Regions from separate parts of the Homo sapiens genome. Here all the other regions are linked to region 2. Evidence: read pairs that join two places in POLR2A ChIA-PET (ENCODE). Cell type or tissue: OCI-LY7. All regions are shown on one strand. Each heading gives the region's core, and the rest is flanking DNA. Links, peaks and the distances in the headings are about the cores only.

Region 1 (5,260 bases), core at 261-5,260, 580 kb after region 2:
AGTCTTCTCACATGCCATTCCCACTACCTAGATCTCAGCTCCGTCATCGTTTCCTTGGGGAAACCATCCTTGACCTACTTCCCCAGGTAGTTCCCCCACCACAGGTTCTCAAAGTGCCACCAGCCTCTCTTTTTTTGCATCTGTCTTCAGTGTAATTTTATATTTATTTGCATCAGCTTTGGACTCACACATATCCCTCTCACTAGATTGTAAGCTCTGGGGAGGCAGGGACTTTGACTTTTCCTTTTCTTACTACTGTATTTTTATACCTAAGCACGGTATTATAATAAGTGTTCACCCCAAAAGAGAAAAATGTTGAATACATTAATGCACCACAAAGGAATTACTCAGACCTCTCTGGTCTATGTTTTTAAAATCCTGGGGAAGAATTCTGAATGGCCTAGCTAGGACCAAGTTTCCACCTCAGGACTGTGGCCAAGAGCAGGCTCTATAAGAATGTGGCTGGCCGGGTGCAGTGGCTCACACCTGTAATCCCAGCACCTTGGGAGGCCAAGGCAGGATGATCCCTTGAGCCTGGGAGTTTGAGACCAGCCTGGACACCAAGCCAGACCCAGCCTCTAAATAAAAATAGAAAATAAAATTAGCCCAATGTGGTGGCATGTGCCTGTTTTCCCAGCTACTTGGGAGGCTGAGGTGGGAGGATGGCTTGAACCCAGGAGTTTGAGACTGCATTGAGACAATGATTGCACCACTGTACTCCAGCCTAGGTGACAGAGCAGATCCTGTCAAAAAAAAAAAAAAAAAAGAAAAGAAAGAAGAAAGAAAGAAAGAATGAACGTGGCAGCCCCCATTCAAACCACATGTCCAGAATAGGGAAAACAATAATCCCAAAAGAAACGAAAGGAGATGGGCAGAACAATAAACATCCACACTCTTAAGGCCATCCTTGATGCATATTTTAATATGATTTTACCTGGAGGAGAGCCTGTGGAAGGAGAGTACACAATATAATTTGGCTCAGGTCCTCCATGCCCTAGGAAAGGATGTGGTCCCCAAACTCCTCTACATAAGGCTGGGACAACCTTGTCATATTCCCCCGGGGTCTATTATGCATTCATTGTCAATAGATTAAAAAATGAGATACGCTGTTTTATCTGAATTTATGATTCCCATTCAGTTCAACAGACACCTTGAATAAAATATAAGCTCTTCGCTTAGCCCAAAGCCCTTACCCCCTCATACCTCCACTCCTTCCTGCCCCCCATTGAGTTCCATCCACTCAGGCCTCCTCTGATTTCTCAAAGCCTGAGCTCAGTCCTGCCTGGGGAACTTTACACTGCTGTCCCCCTCTGCCTGAAACTCTCTGCCCCTAGATCTGGGCAAGGCTGGCTCCTGCGGAGGCCGAGCCAGCAGGGCTGCCAGTTTGGGCACTGCACAGAGATGCTGGACTGTGGGGGTGGTGATATCTGAAATTCAGTCCCAGTGCTGTCTGCTAAGTCTTGTGCTCTGAGAAGAGGTACATTTTTCTTCACCAAATACAGCATCCTGTAGCAAAGTCAAGGGTCCTTGGAGCTACATTTGGCTAATGGGGAGATCTTTGTCTAATTTATATACACCACATAAGGCTAGTAGTGGTGGCTGGGCTAGAGGGCCTCCTCATCAGAGCTGGAGAATTTTCTCCCCTACTGGATGATGACCATGTGGCTAAGTTGACACTAGAGCCAGAATCTTGAAACTTAGGACAAAGGTCACCTGGTCGCCAGTCGACCCCTCTAACTGAAGATGAGGGAGAGGGAGCTTCAGAGGGTGATCCCAAAAGCTGGTTCTGGGCTCTGCCTGTCTCCGTACTTTTTCAGTTCAGTTACTTCTTCACCTATGCACTCCATGGCCCACTATCTGAACTCCCAACATGTGTGAACCAGGGATTACAGACCCTGCTCTCAGGGAGTTTGCAGTCCACAGGGAGATACAAATAAAATAATCACACCAACAACATGGACATTAAACTGTGATGAGTGCCAGGTGCAGTGGCTCACGCCTGTAATCCTAGCACTTTGGGAGGCTAAGACGGCAGGATCACTTGGGGTCAGGAGTTTGAGACCAGCCTGGTCAACATGGTGAAACCCCTTCTCTACTAAAAATACAAAAATTAGCCGGGAGTGGTGGCACACGCCTATAACCCCAGCTACTGGGGAGGCTGAGGCAGGAGAATCGCTTGAACCTGGGAGGCAGAAGTTGCAGTGAGCTGAGATGGTGCCACTGCACTCCAGCCTGGGCCACAGAGCCAGACTCCGTCTCAAACAAACAAACAAAAACTGTGATGAGGGCCAGAAAGGAGGAGTGGGTGGGCTTTGAGAGCACGAGGTGGAGGAACTTCACCTAAGGTGGAGGGGTGGGGGTGAGAAGACGTCCTTGAAGAAGTGATTCCAGTTGAGAATAGAAGGACAGTGGCTGGGTGCGATGACTCATGCTTGTAATCTCAGCACTTTGGGAGGCTGCGGTGGGTGGATCACTTGAGCCCAGGAGTTCAAGACCAGCCAGGGCAACGTGGGGAGTCCCGGTCTCTACAAAAAATAAATAACTAGCTGGGTGCAGTGGCATGTGCCTATAGTCCCAGCTACTTGGGAGGCTGAGGTGCAAGGATCTGCTTGAGCCCGGAAGATCGAGGCTGCAGTGAACCATGCGTGTGCCACTGCACTCCAGCCTGGATGACAGAGTGAGACTTCGTCTCAAAAAAACAAAAAAAGAGACTAGGGGATGGGTAGGAGGTGACCAGGCAGAGAAAGGATGGGACATGTGGAAAGCAGTAGCCTGGTCCAAAGAAGTTCTTAAAGGAAAAACTTCAGCCAAATTAAATTTAAGAGTTTGAGCATAAAAGGATTCGCCAATCAGGCAGCCTGCTGAGCCAGAGTAGGCTCAGAGACTCCAGTGCAGTCACATAGTGGAAGAAGATTTATTGACAGAAAAAGGAAAGCGATGTACAGAAAATGAAAGTGAGGTACAGAAACAGCTGGACTGAAGCCAGGTGCAGTGGCTCACACCTGTAATCCCAGAACTTTGGGAGGCTGAGGCAGACAGATCACCTGAGGTCAGGAGTTCGAGACCAGCCTAGCCAACATGGTGAAACCCTGTCTCTACTAAAAATGCAAAAATTAGCTGGGTGTGGGGTCATGCACCTGTAATCCCAGCTACTCAGGAGGCTGCGGTGGGAGAATGGCTTGAACCTGGGAGGCAGAGGTTGCAGTGAGCTGAGATCACTCCACTGCACTCCAGCCTGGGCCACAGAGCAAGACTCCATCTCAAAAAACAAAAAAGGAAAAGAAAAGAAAAGAAAAGAAACAGCTGGATTGGTTATAGCTCGGCATTTGCCTTATTTGAGCGCAGTTTGAACAGTTGGCTACATTTGATTGGCCAAAACTCAGTGATTGGCACAAGAGTAGGCTACAGTCTGTTTACAATTCCATTTAGGTTATAGTTCATGATGTACAGAAAAACATTTAGGCTGAACTTAAAATATGTAAAGAGGTAGCTTCAGGCTAAACTTGATATAACAAAATACAGAGGCCTGGACCCAGCTCATGGTGCAGGTCATGCTAGTGCCCAGAAGTGTTTCAAACAAGGCTTTTTGTCTTTTAAGAATCTGCTGTTATTCATCACTGAGATGACATCTGCATATCATTCTGGCAAGTGTTCCCTCAGGTCCAAGTAGAGCATGACTCAGTGGCATGTTGGAGAAGGTTCCTTTCTGCTCGCATGGGCTGACTGCGCATATCCCTTCCCAACTGCACATTCAGTGATGTCACATTGGTCTAGTGGCACTGTTGCTTATGGTGGCAGTATTTGCACCAGGGAAATCAGCACACACTGCAAAGCAGGGCATTTTGTTTTTCTTAGAGAGCTGATGATAAATATTTACTAGCATGCCACAGCATGAGCCACCTTTCACAGTCCCAGAGAAGATGCCCAATTTCTCAGAGCATCACAAATTTTCTTGAAAAGATTGGATTTATGACAAAGTGACACGACAGCCTTTGGATCCTGCCTCAGACAGCTGGAAAAAGCTGCTGCCAACCTACTAAAGATCTAGCATGATTTCTGTCACTCATGGAATGTTTCCTGCAATGGGCTTTCAAGAAACAGAACTTCCTAACTGCTGTCATTTGAGGGGGATGGAGGGGGTTGGACTTGGCCAGTCAGCACTGCTTGCTAATTCCCTCCATGGCCAGAGACTGTTACCACGTCCTGGGACAAATAGTAAAGGCACCTAGGACCTCATCTCTCTCCTCTGAGGACTAGCAGTTGATTAGCAACATAGGACAGTTAGAAATTATGGGTGTAGGCCAGGCACAGTGGCTCATGCCTGTAATCCCAGCACTTTGGGAGGCCGAGGTGGGCAGATCACCAGAGGTCAGGAGTTCGAGACCAGCCTGACCAACATGGCTAAACCCCATCTCTACTAAAAATACAAAAAAATTTAGCCAGGCCTGGTGGCGGGTGCCTGTAATCCCAGCTACTCAGGAGGCTGAGGCAGGAGGATGGCTTGAGCCCGGGAGGCAGAGGTTGCCGTGAGCCGAGATTGCGCCACTGCACTCCGGCCTGGGGCAACAGAGCGAGACTCTGTCTCAAAAAAACAATACAAAACAAAACAAAAAACAAAACAAAACAAAAAACCCAAAAGCAAAACAAAACATAAAAACAAACAAAAAGACCTCACAAATTATGTGTGTAATTCTGTAATTCTGATCCCCAGCTTTCTACCACCCTCGTGCTTTTGGGAGGGCCTGATTCAGATGAAGAGTCTCCTGAGAGCATGGATTGTCTCAGATGAAGAGTCTCCTGAGAGCATGAACTGTCTCAGGTATCCGTGTGTTCCTCAGTGTCTGGCTTGGTGACTGGCACACAATCTTGCACTAGATACTGGCTTTTGAATTAATGCACGCCGTGAAAGAGAACCCAGAAAGTCTGCACAGCTAGAGCTTCTCCTCACCCTGGGTTCTTTGTGATTTGACTTGCTGGTGATTTCTATTTATCCTGCTAAACTCAACTCAGGGGAGCCCTGGAAGCCCCTCCTAGTACGCTGACACTGGGGAGATATGATCCTCCTTATCACAAGGTATCCCCAGTACCTGTCCCCCCAGGTGGTTCTCCCCACTCTGAGTGTCTACATCTCATTCATTCCTCCAGTCCCAGTCCTTGGCACAGTGCTTGGTACAGAATAGGTGCCAGTGACTATTTAATGTGTGAATGAGGGGCTGAAGCTAGTGCAAACAGGAGCTTAAAGTTCAGGAAAGATTGGAGA
Region 2 (5,551 bases), core at 255-5,254:
GGGTTACAGACATGAGCCACCGTGTCCGGCCCTAACACTTATTTTAAAAGTAAGTTTGGCTGAATCTTTGGCTTTCTTCATCCAAATCTGACTTCAAGTTCGTTTTCTGGGTTTTCAGATTCCATTTTTAGTAAATGATCTGCCTGCCTCAGCCTCCCAAAGTGCTGGGATTACAGGCGTGAGCCACCACACCCGGCCTGACCTCTTACTTTGAACCTGATTTTTCTAAGTTTTTTATGTTTTTTGAGACAGTCTCCCTCTATCACCGAGGCTAGAGTGCAGTGGTGCAATCTTGGCTGACTGCACCTTCCACCTCCCGAGTTCAAGCAATTCTTGTGCCTCAGCCTCCTGAGTAGGTGGGATTACAGGTGTGTGCCACCATGCCCAGCTAATTTTTGTATTTTTAATAGAGACGAGGTTTTGCTGTATTGGTCAGGCTGGTCTTGAACTCCTGGCCTCTAGTCATCTGCCCACTTTGGCCTCCCAAAGTGGTGGGATTACAGGCTGAGACAGCGCACCCCCCGACACTCAAGTTTATGACCTCACTTTGTTTTTGTTTGTTTTTTTGAGAGGGAGTGTCTCACTCTGTCTCCCAGGCTGGAGTGCAGGGGGCGTGATCTCGGCTCACTGCAACCTCCGCCTCCCAAGTTCAAGTGACTCTCCTGCCTCAGCCTCCTCAGTATCTGGGATTACAGGTAGACCACCAAGCCCGTCTAATTTTTTATTTTTAGTAGAGAAGAGGTTTCACCATGTTGGCCAGGCTGGTGTCAAACCCCTGACCTTAAGTGATCTGCTTGCCTCAGCCTCCCAAAGTGCTGTGATGACAGGTGTGAGCCACCACACCCAGCCTGACCTCTTACTTTAAACCTGATTTTTCCTAAACATCAAAGGAAAAAGCTGTTAATCAGAAGAATTGTAGGAGAAATGTGTTTATTTTTCTTCTTGTGGGAGTTGTGATACTATAGAATTGTAAAGCTGGAGGAGGCCTTGGAGGTAAAAATTAAAACCCTTTCATTTTGCCACAGATAAAAAAGATGTGATGCATTATTTATATATATTTATAATTATATATTTCTGTGTGACAAAAATACTCCAAAAGTAGTACTATATCTTAAAACAGCAGTAAACATTTATTATCCTCAAAGTTTCAATGGGACAGGAATTTGGGAGTCCTTTAGCTGTTTGGTTCTGGGTCGGGTTTCCTATAATGTTTTAGTCAAGGTGTTGGCCAGGTCATAGTCATGTAAAAAGCTCATGTGGGGCTGGAGGATATACTTCCAAGTTGGCTTGCTTTAGATAGTGACCAAGTTAGTGCTGGTTGTTTATTTTATTTATTTTTTATTTTTTTGTGACAGAATCTTGCTTTGTCACCCAGGCTGCAGTGCAGTGGCATGATCTCGGCTCACTGCAATCTTTGTTTCCCCGGTTCAAGTGATTCTCCTGCCTTAGCATCCCAAGTAGCTGGGATTACAGGTGCCCACCACCACGCCTGGCTAATTTTTGTATTTTTAGTAGAGATGGGGTTTCACCATGTTGACCAGGCTGATCTCGAAATCCTGAATTCAGGTGATCCATGCACCTCGGCCTCCCAAAGTGCTGGGATTACAGGCATGAGCCACCACACCCAGCCTCAGTGCTGGTTGTTAATGAGAGGTCTTGGTACTTTCTCATGTGGTCTCCTCTTTAGGCTGCTTGAGTGTTTTTCAGTGATAGGTGGCTTCCTCTAGAGTAAGTGATCCAAAAAAGAGCAAGGCAGAAGTGACAATGTCTTTTATGACCTAGTCTCAGATGTCACACATTGTCACTTCCACCACTTTCTATTCACTAGAAGTGAGTTCCGTCTACACAGAAGAATATCAAGTAATTTGTGGCTGTACTTCAAATTCACACTTGGAGAAATAAGATTATTTCCACATGATCATACAGGGCATTGGTGATCTATTTGGACTACAATATAGTTGTTTTGATCTGATGCTATTACTGGGTGCAGATTATAAATTATAGTTGCTTAGCTGTCATCTGGTACAAGTATTATTAGAACCAGGTACTTGCGTATGTATTAATTGCCTATTGATTCACCAGACCGTTCCCTGCCTTTTTTTGAGACATGGTTTTGCTCTGTCACTCAGGCATGATCAGGGTTCACTGCTGTCTCAGCCTCCTGGGCTCAAGCCTCTCGAATAGCTGGGACTACAGGCACAAGCCACGATGCCTAGCTGATTCTTTAATTTTTATGTTTTTGTAGAGATGGGCCTCATTATGTTGCCCTGGGTTGTCTTGAGCTCCTGGACTTAAGCGATCCTCCCACCTTGGTCTCCCAAAGTGTTGGGATTACAGGTGTGAACCACTGCACCTGGCTGAGATCCTTTTAATTATCTACATATGCCAGGCATTGTGCTACTAACTGAACATGTCTAAGGAGAACTGGATTTGTTTGTAATACTTTTTTTTTGAGACTGCGTTTTGGTCTTGTTGCCCAGGCTGGAGTGCAGTGGTGTAATCTTGGCTCACTACAGCCTCCGCCTCCCGGGTTCAAGTGATTCTCCTACCTCAGCCTCCCAAGTAGCTGGGATTACAGGTGCCCACCACCATACCCAGCTATTTTTTTTTTTGCATTTTTAGTAGAGACAGGGTTTCACCATGTTGGTCAGGCTGGTTTCGAACTCCTGACCTCAAATGATCCACCTGCCTCAGCCTCCCAACGTGCTGGGATTACAGGCGTGAGCCACTGCGCCTGGCCAATATTTTTTTTTTTTTTTTAAATACACATATATTTTTTTTTACAGGAGCTTGGGGGGGAGAGAGAGAGAGAAAGAGAGAGTGTGTGTGTGTTGTTCCTAAACACTTTTGATTTGCCAGATAGCGTCAGAGCACCCCTCCCAAGTAGCCTTCAAGGACATTAATCTAAAAATGTGGCTGTTTTATTAGTTGACAACAAAATTCCTTATATTAAATAACCAGCTGGCTTTACTAATAAGATATTTTGTTATAAGTTTCCTAATAACTTGCTAAACATATATTGAGTACTTGACACTGGAGAAACAAAATGTCACAATTCTTGTTTTTAAATAGTTCCATGTGTAGAAGGACAGACAAATCCATACGTAAAACTGAAGATAATAGCTGTAAACCTAACATGATGACTTTACACTAACTAAAATATCAGTTGTTGTTGCGATGCTATCTTTATGTTATTAAGGTGTACCCCAGCAGGAAGGAAAAAATAAAAACAAGTCTAGAAATAACTTAGTATTTGCTTACTTGTTTTTTTATATTATTAAAAAATACAGCTGCTGCTTTATTACTAATTTATTCAATTTTTTTTCTCTTATAGGCAATGTCTATGCTGCTTCAAGGAATATAAGCATTTGGAGATTTTTAATCAAGTAGTGTGTGCACTTATTAACTTAGTGATTGCCCAAGTTCAAGTGCTCCGGGACCAGCTTTGTAAACATTGTACTACCATTAACATAGATTCCACGTGGCAAGATGAGAGTAATCAAGCAGAAGAACCACTGAATATAGATAGAGAGTGTAATGAAGGAAGTACAGAAAGACAAAAATCAATAGAAAAAAAATCAAACTCTACAAGAATTTGTAATCTGACTGAGGAGGAATCTTCAAAGAGTTCTGATCCTTTTAGTTTATGGAGTACAGATGAGAAGGAAAAACTCTTACTATGTGTGGCAAAAATTTTTCAAATTCAGTTTCCCTTATATACTGCTTACAAGCATAATACTCACCCTACTATTGAGGTATGTAAAATAGGTGGTGTGAATTTTAAGTAATACCAAGTCTTAACTTCGCAGTCTGTTTCTTACTGATAAATATGAAGACAGTTTTCTGCTGGCGGAAAATCATTATTGTCACCAGAATTATTTAATGTTTCTCCAGAGCATTTCTTCAGCAGTTTGTGCTGAAAATTTGCTCGGCATAGTTCATCCTATCAAGGAAAGATCTATACATTGAACTCAGAAATTAATCTGGTAGTGATCTAAACATTTTACTGCTATAGATCTATGCTTATTTTATGACTCTTAATAAATAATAGTTGAGGGAAAAGAAACACATGGAATTTTAAATTTCATTCTTAGAAACAGTCTACAGATCAGAATTTGCTTTTATCAAGAAAAAAAAGCTTAGCAAATTATCTGTGATTAGTAGTTTCAAATAATAGTATTTCCTTTTCTTTCTTTCTTTCTTTCTTTTTTTTTTTTTTTTTTTTTTTTTGAGATGGAGTCTCTCTCTGTTGCCCAGGCTGGAATGCAGTGGTGTGATCTCGGTTCACTGCAAGCTCCGCCTCCTGGGTTCATGCCATTCTCTTGCCTCAGCCTCCCAAGTAGTTGGGATTACAGGTGCCTGCCACCACACCTGGCTAAGTTTAAAAAGAATTTTCTTTAGTAGAGACGGGGTTTCACCGTGTTAGCCAGGATGGTCTCGATCTCCTGACCTCATGATCTGCCCACCTCGGCCTCCCAAAGTGCTGGGATTACAGACGTGAGCCACCACCCCTGGCTAAGTAATAGTATTTTCTTTTGTAAGTTAAGATGCTTGACTCTATTAGTGATGTTTTTGCAAGCATTTCTAAGTATGTAGTAACCTATCTTAGACTTAACTCAGATAATATGATTGATTTCTAGGCATAGTGGGAATTGAGACAATTATGTGGTAATATATTAATGACTTAACAGTGGTTTATTATTCCTCATGATTCTCACAGGCAGTTCCTTAGCTAGTTTTGTGTAGGCTGAGTTATGCAGGTGAATTTACTTTGAGAACTGGATGGGTAAGGTCTGGGTCGCACTTGTGTGTGTGGCAGTTGGTAGTGGCTGTTATCTGGGGCTCCTTGTATTTTCTCCACATGGCTTATTTTCCACTAGGGTAGATTGGCTTCCTTAAATAGTAGTCTTAGCAGTGCTCCAGGAAGGCAAAAGTAGGAGCTGTAAGACTTCTTATGATACAGCCTTTGAAATGTCACAGTATAATTCTGCCATATTCTATTGTGCTGCTTTCTGTTACTTGAAGCGGTTCACAAGGGCAGCCCAGATTCAAAGGGGTAGTGAAGTAGACTCCATTGCTGGGGGGAGGAGAGGTAAAATTTCATTTTATATCTTATACATTGTTTCCTGTGCATCCTGGAATATGAAGAATTATGGCCATTAGAGAATCTATGACATTTTTTTTGTTTGTTTTTTATCTGTCTCTTTTCTCTAGCTTATTTGTTCTGTAACCTTTATACCTCTCTTTCTTCATCTGGGAAATAATAGTCCTTTACTGGGATATTTTCATGTCGAATGGAGACTTATTTGAAAACATAGCTTGAGGGCAGATATTTTCCCTGTTAGAATTCTTCGTAAGAATATTTTAAATCAGGCACACAAGTCACCTACTTGGCCCTCTTCCAAGTTGTACTTTCTGTCCTTCTTTCCTTACTGTTCTAAAGCTTTTTTTTTTTTTTTTTTTTTTTTTTGAGATAGAGTCTTGATCTGTCGCCCAGGCTGGAGTGCAGTGGTGTGATCTCGGCTCACTGCAAGCTCCGCCTCCCGGGTTC
Region 3 (5,260 bases), core at 261-5,260, 190 kb after region 2:
TTGGGTAACATCATCACTACTATCATTTTTGTTTCCTTGCTTGATAAGAGTGATAAGGCATGATCAGCAGTAATGAAGGGAATAAAAAGGTTTGAAAATCCTGTCTTAAAAGTAACTTTTGAGAAGGTTAAGGATAAAATGGTAATAAAGACATAAGCTGAGAGAAAATATTGGCTGAAATTATGAGTTATATAAACACTTTAAGTTGTACACAAGCCAGTAAAAAAGATCTTAGACAGGTAGACACATATCAAAAATATTTCACAAAATAGAAAGTTGCTTGGAAATAAACATAGAAAATGTTATTTTGATAGTTCAAAAAAATGAAAATTTAATTTTTAAATTTCTTATTATAAACATTTTCTATCTATTTGCTGAGAAGGCCCTACAGTCATTGATACTTAAGTAGCAATAAACATGTCTGGTATCCAGATGTTGAATTTTTTTTTTTTTTTTTTGAGACAGAGTCTCACTCTGTTGCTCAGGCTGGAGTGCAGTGGTGCAGTCTCAGCACACTGCAACCTCTGCCTGTTGAATTCAACTGATTCTTTCACCTCAGCCTCCTGAGTAGCTCAGATAACAGGTGCACGCCACCACACTCAGCTAATTTTTGTATTTTTAGTAGAGACAGGGTTTTACCGTGTTGACCAGGCTGGTCTTGATCTCCTGACCTCAAGTGATCCGCCCACCTCTGCCTCCCAAAGTGTTGGGATTACAGGTGTGAGCCACCGCACCTGGCCCAGATGTTGGATTCAGAACACCATTCTCCAGTAAAAGAATTCATGGCTCCTAGGAGAAATCACTGATTTTAGGGCTGGGACAGGGAATATACAAGATGTGTGTGGAATATCCTATAGTGTCAGAAAGTGAAAGTACTCAAAAATCAAAATGGTGGGTGTATGTCAGAGAAACACAGAGCTAACCTGAAAGAACTCCCAATGGCCAAAGCCAGAACAGTTTGAGTAACAAAATAACATAGCACTGGATTATAACCCCAAGGATAAAATAAATATTCATGAGTCCATACTTAGTAGAAATAAATGATTGAATAAATAAATGGAGAGTAAACAAATCTCCCATACAAAAGAATTCCATATAATATATGTACACATCTCCCCAGGAGGTGGAGCTTAATTCCTCACTCATTGAGTATGAGCTTAGTGACTTTCTTCCAAGGAATGGGGTGTGGAGGAAGTAACTTTACAGTGAAGAAACTTTACAGTACAACTCAGCCGGGTGATAAAGGTTAATTAACATCATTGGTAATCAATGAGGTTGATAGTGTGTACCCTTGATATGGCGTGATGGCAAAGGGCACTTCATCTCTTGTGGTCTTCCTTCCAAAAACCTATAACCTGAATCTAACCATGACACACATCAGACAAACTCAGATTGAGGGACATTCTATGAAATACCCGACCAGTATTCCTTGAAACTGTAAAGGTCATTAGAAACAAGGAAAATCTAAGAAACTGTCACAGCCAAGAGGAAGTTAAGAAGACATAATGACTAGCTGTAATGTATACTAGATGGGATCCTGGAAGGAAAAAAAAGGACATTAGGGCAAAACAAGTGAAATCTAAAGTGGAGAGTTTGGTTAGTAGTAATGTACCTGTGTTGCTTCCTTAGTCACAACAAATGTACCATCATAATAGTGTTAACTGTGGGGGAAACTAGGTGAGGGAGGTGTATTGAAATTGTTCTGCTTATTCTAAAATAAAAGGTTTATTTGTGAGAAGCACCTTTCAGTGGCGTGAACACATGGATTGGCATGGGCACTCTGCCCATGGGCCTTTTTTTTTTTTTTTTTTTCCTGGAAGTTTAGTTAACCCCACCATAATAGGATCTTTGTAAGAGCACACAGCCAAGAGCTATGTGAGAGCTGTGCGCTCTTAACAAAGAGATGTGTGCCAGTTGGCATTCATGTCTTGACCCCTGACCGTAAAACCAACAAAAAAAAAAAACTATGCTGAACCCCCAAAAAGGTTTTTCAGCCAGCTATTATGCCTAATACTGATGACAGTGCTGAGGAAATGGCATTCTTGTACATTGCAGTGGCATTGTTTAATATTATTCTTATGAAAGGCAGTTTAACAGATCTTTACCAAGATTCTTAAAAATTATATATCCTTTTATTTATTTATTTTTATTTTCTTATTTATTTATTTTCTTTCGAGATGGAGTCTTGCTCTGTGGCCCAGGCTGGAGTGTAGTGGCGTGATCTCGGCTCACTGCAACCTCCGCCTCCCGGGTTCAAGCAGTTCTCCTGTCTCAGCCTCCTGAGTAGCTGGGATTACAGGCACCCACCACCATGCCTGGCTAATTTTTTTGTATTTTTAGTAGAGACGGGGTTTCACCGTATTGGTCAGGCTGGTCTCAAACTCCTGACCTCGTGATCCACCCACCTCGGCCTCCCAAAGTGCTGGATTATAGGCGTGAGCCACTGTGCCCTGCTGGTTTGCCCTTTTAATGTCAGTAATACTGTTTTAGCGATTCTAGTGTAAGTATATGGATGCCCAACAGCATGATTTTTAGTAGTGAAAAATTTTAAACTCTTCAGTTGGGAAACATTGTTATAATGCATCATGTTAAAATTACAGTAGTGAAGACTATGTAGTAATATGAAAAAGTGCTTTTGCTGTAACTTGATAAGAGTCCAAATATTTGAATAGAATTAGTATAACTTAGAATAAGAATTAAAATAACATGTATAAAAGAAAAGCTTCATAGGAATACTCCTAAATACAACAAAATAAATGAGAACTTTTAATATAGAGAAAAGAAAAATTGAGACATTAGTGTCTTAGAGTTGCCATATAGACATGGAAGTAGACTTAATGTTTTTTGTAGCATACAACTAGATCCAGGACTCTTAAGTTATAGGAAGGCAGTTAACCAAATGGCAAGATGGCCTGTTCTTCCAAATTAACCTTCCTGTCTGTTCTTAAAGAAAAACATAATTTAAAAGTCGTGTTTTTTTCTGAAGCAGAACTTCCTTTTTATTTAAAAGCAAGTAGCTTTTATAGGAAAAGAAGAGGTGGTTAGGTATGTGATAAAGCAAAGTGAAATGTTAATTGTAGAATCTCGGTGGTAGGTCTGTGGTCTTAGTAGAGCTTTTCCAACCTTATGTGTCCAAAAAAATAACTCAAAGAAATGTTGAGGTGAAAGTATATAACTCACACCAAATGACTTTTTTTTTTTTTTTCTTTTTGAGATGGAGTCTTGCCCCATCGCCCAGGCTGGGATGTAGTGCTGCAATCTCAGCTCACTGCAGCCTCCACCTCCAGAGTTAAAGTGATTCTTGTGCCTCAGCCTCCTGAGTAGCTGGGATTACAGGCACCCGCCACCACACCCAGCTAATTTTTGTATTCTTAGTAGAGATGGGTTTCACCATGTTGGCCAGGCTGGTCTTGAACTCCTGACCTCAGATGATCTGCCCGCCTTGGCCTCTCAAAGTGCTGGGATTACAGGCATGAGTCACCGTACCCAGCCAAATGGTTTTTTTGTTTTTTGTTTTTTGTTGTTTTTTGAGATGGAGTCTCACTCAGTCACCCAGGCTGGAGTGCAGTGGCGCAATCTCGGCTTACTGCAAGCTCTGCCTCCCGGGTTCACACCATTCTCCTGCCTCAGCCTCCCGAGTAGCTGGGACTACAGGCGCTCACCACCACGCCTGGCTAATTTTTTGTATTTTTAGTAGAGATGGGGTTTCACCATATTAGCCAGGATGATCTCGAGCTCCTGACCTCGTGATCCGCCCGCCTTGGCCTCCCAAAATGCTGGGATTACAGGCATGAGCCACCGCACCCAGCCGCCAAATGGCTTTTTTAAATCGTAAATTACTTTTCTTGATTGAAGTTTTATGCAAAAATTGATCAGGATGATACCTACATGCCAGGTTTTTATATTTGAAACACATAACAAACTGAGCCTTAAAAATTCTGACTAAGCAGACTAGTATATAGGTAAAGAAATATCTAGAAAATGGAGTATTGTGCACAAAGTTTAATTTGGAAATAAATTTGTAAAATAAACTAAAATTAATTTTAGAAACCCTAACTTTGTTTGCTTTGACAATACAATGGAAATTATCAAGTTATAGTTAGAATAGGGGGAGACAAATAATGGTTGTCCTGAAAAGAACCCAAACTCAGACATTAGAGAGTCTTGAGGAGGTTCCATAGTGAATGTTAGGAGCATTATTAGCCTGTGAATCTGATTGGCTGGATTTGAATCCCAGCTCTGGCCACTAGCTGTGTAAGCTGAGATAGTCCCATTGTTGTAAGCCTGAGTGAAAGTGGGGATAATAAATGCAATGCCTGCCACATAAAGTTATGACGTCAAATAGTATACATTTGGTAAAGGCTCACAATTCTTATTATAGTTATTACTATTATTGTTTTACCATTATCATTATCATCATCATTGTTTCTCAAGGCAAAATCTAGCCTCCACCTCTTTATCTGTGTGACCTTGGTCTTTGCTTCTCCAAGATTCAGATTTTCCAGAGCACTGTTACCTCCATCCAGGGTCATTGTGAGGATTAAATGAGAAGTTTATACAGCACCTAGGTCAATGCTTTGTTGATAGTAACTGCTTTTACAGGTTAGCGCAACTAATAAGTCACTAACTCCTCAGCATTATAACATAGGCTTAATAAGTTTAACACCAAGTTCTTTCCTTGGGTGTAAGTTTAGCCTTAAAAGACTTCTAAAGATTTTCCAAAGTTAATGTTCTGTAATTAGCATATATGTAATCAAATAGGACTTTTATGTATATCTCATTCTTTCTTTATAACTTAAATATATATTATCTGGTTACAATTTAACACCCAGTTCTTTCCTTTGGTGTAAGGTTAGCCTTAGAAGACTTTTAAAGATTTTCCAAAGTTAATGTTCTATAATTAGCATATATGTAATCTTATATATTGAACTTTTATGTATATCTATTTCTTTCTTTATAACAAGTATATTTTACCATATCTGTATGTTATTACAAAGTAAATTATCATTATTTTTCAATTAAGAAGAAAACTAAGACTGTAGAACATTGAATGATTTGACCTCCTCAGGTACCTTTTGGTAGGTCTTCTGACTGCAAATGCTGGGTTCCCTCTGTTAAATCATACTACTTCCTGAGAAGAAATAAAAGATAAAGTGGGAAAATTCTGCATCTTAGGCAAGCTAAAGAAAAGTGGTTTAAAAATTATTGCCACTTCAAAAATAACAATGGCAGAATAGAAGGTATCTATTTTTATCACCTC

What was found. Peaks named below come from ENCODE experiments on the same cell type or tissue, not always from the same donor. Only the 100,000 strongest peaks of a DNase experiment are listed, where the experiment ranks them.
Region 1: POLR2A ChIA-PET joins it to region 2 with 10 read pairs; 1 of 35 experiments calls an interaction of 5 or more read pairs at or near these places.
Region 3: POLR2A ChIA-PET joins it to region 2 with 5 read pairs; 2 of 35 experiments call an interaction of 5 or more read pairs at or near these places.

Annotation. Positions count from the first base shown.
Region 1 is chr2:60,824,737-60,829,996 of GRCh38, reverse strand. No RefSeq gene overlaps it. Among named protein-coding and RNA genes, the nearest start is that of REL-DT, 54 kb to the left of the region's middle. In OCI-LY7, for the core only: no CTCF peak of the experiment used is centred there; a DNase peak (open chromatin) is centred at 2,929.
Region 2 is chr2:61,403,912-61,409,462 of GRCh38, reverse strand. It overlaps USP34 (ubiquitin specific peptidase 34), which reads left to right. Exons shown (of 80, transcript NM_014709.4): 3 at 3,335-3,755. Among named protein-coding and RNA genes, the nearest start is that of SNORA70B, 11 kb to the left of the region's middle. In OCI-LY7, for the core only: no CTCF peak of the experiment used is centred there; no DNase peak of the experiment used is centred there; H3K27ac peaks cover 612 bases.
Region 3 is chr2:61,214,869-61,220,128 of GRCh38, reverse strand. All of the region lies in intron 67 of USP34 (ubiquitin specific peptidase 34), which reads left to right. Among named protein-coding and RNA genes, the nearest start is that of C2orf74-AS1, 39 kb to the right of the region's middle. In OCI-LY7, for the core only: no CTCF peak of the experiment used is centred there; no DNase peak of the experiment used is centred there.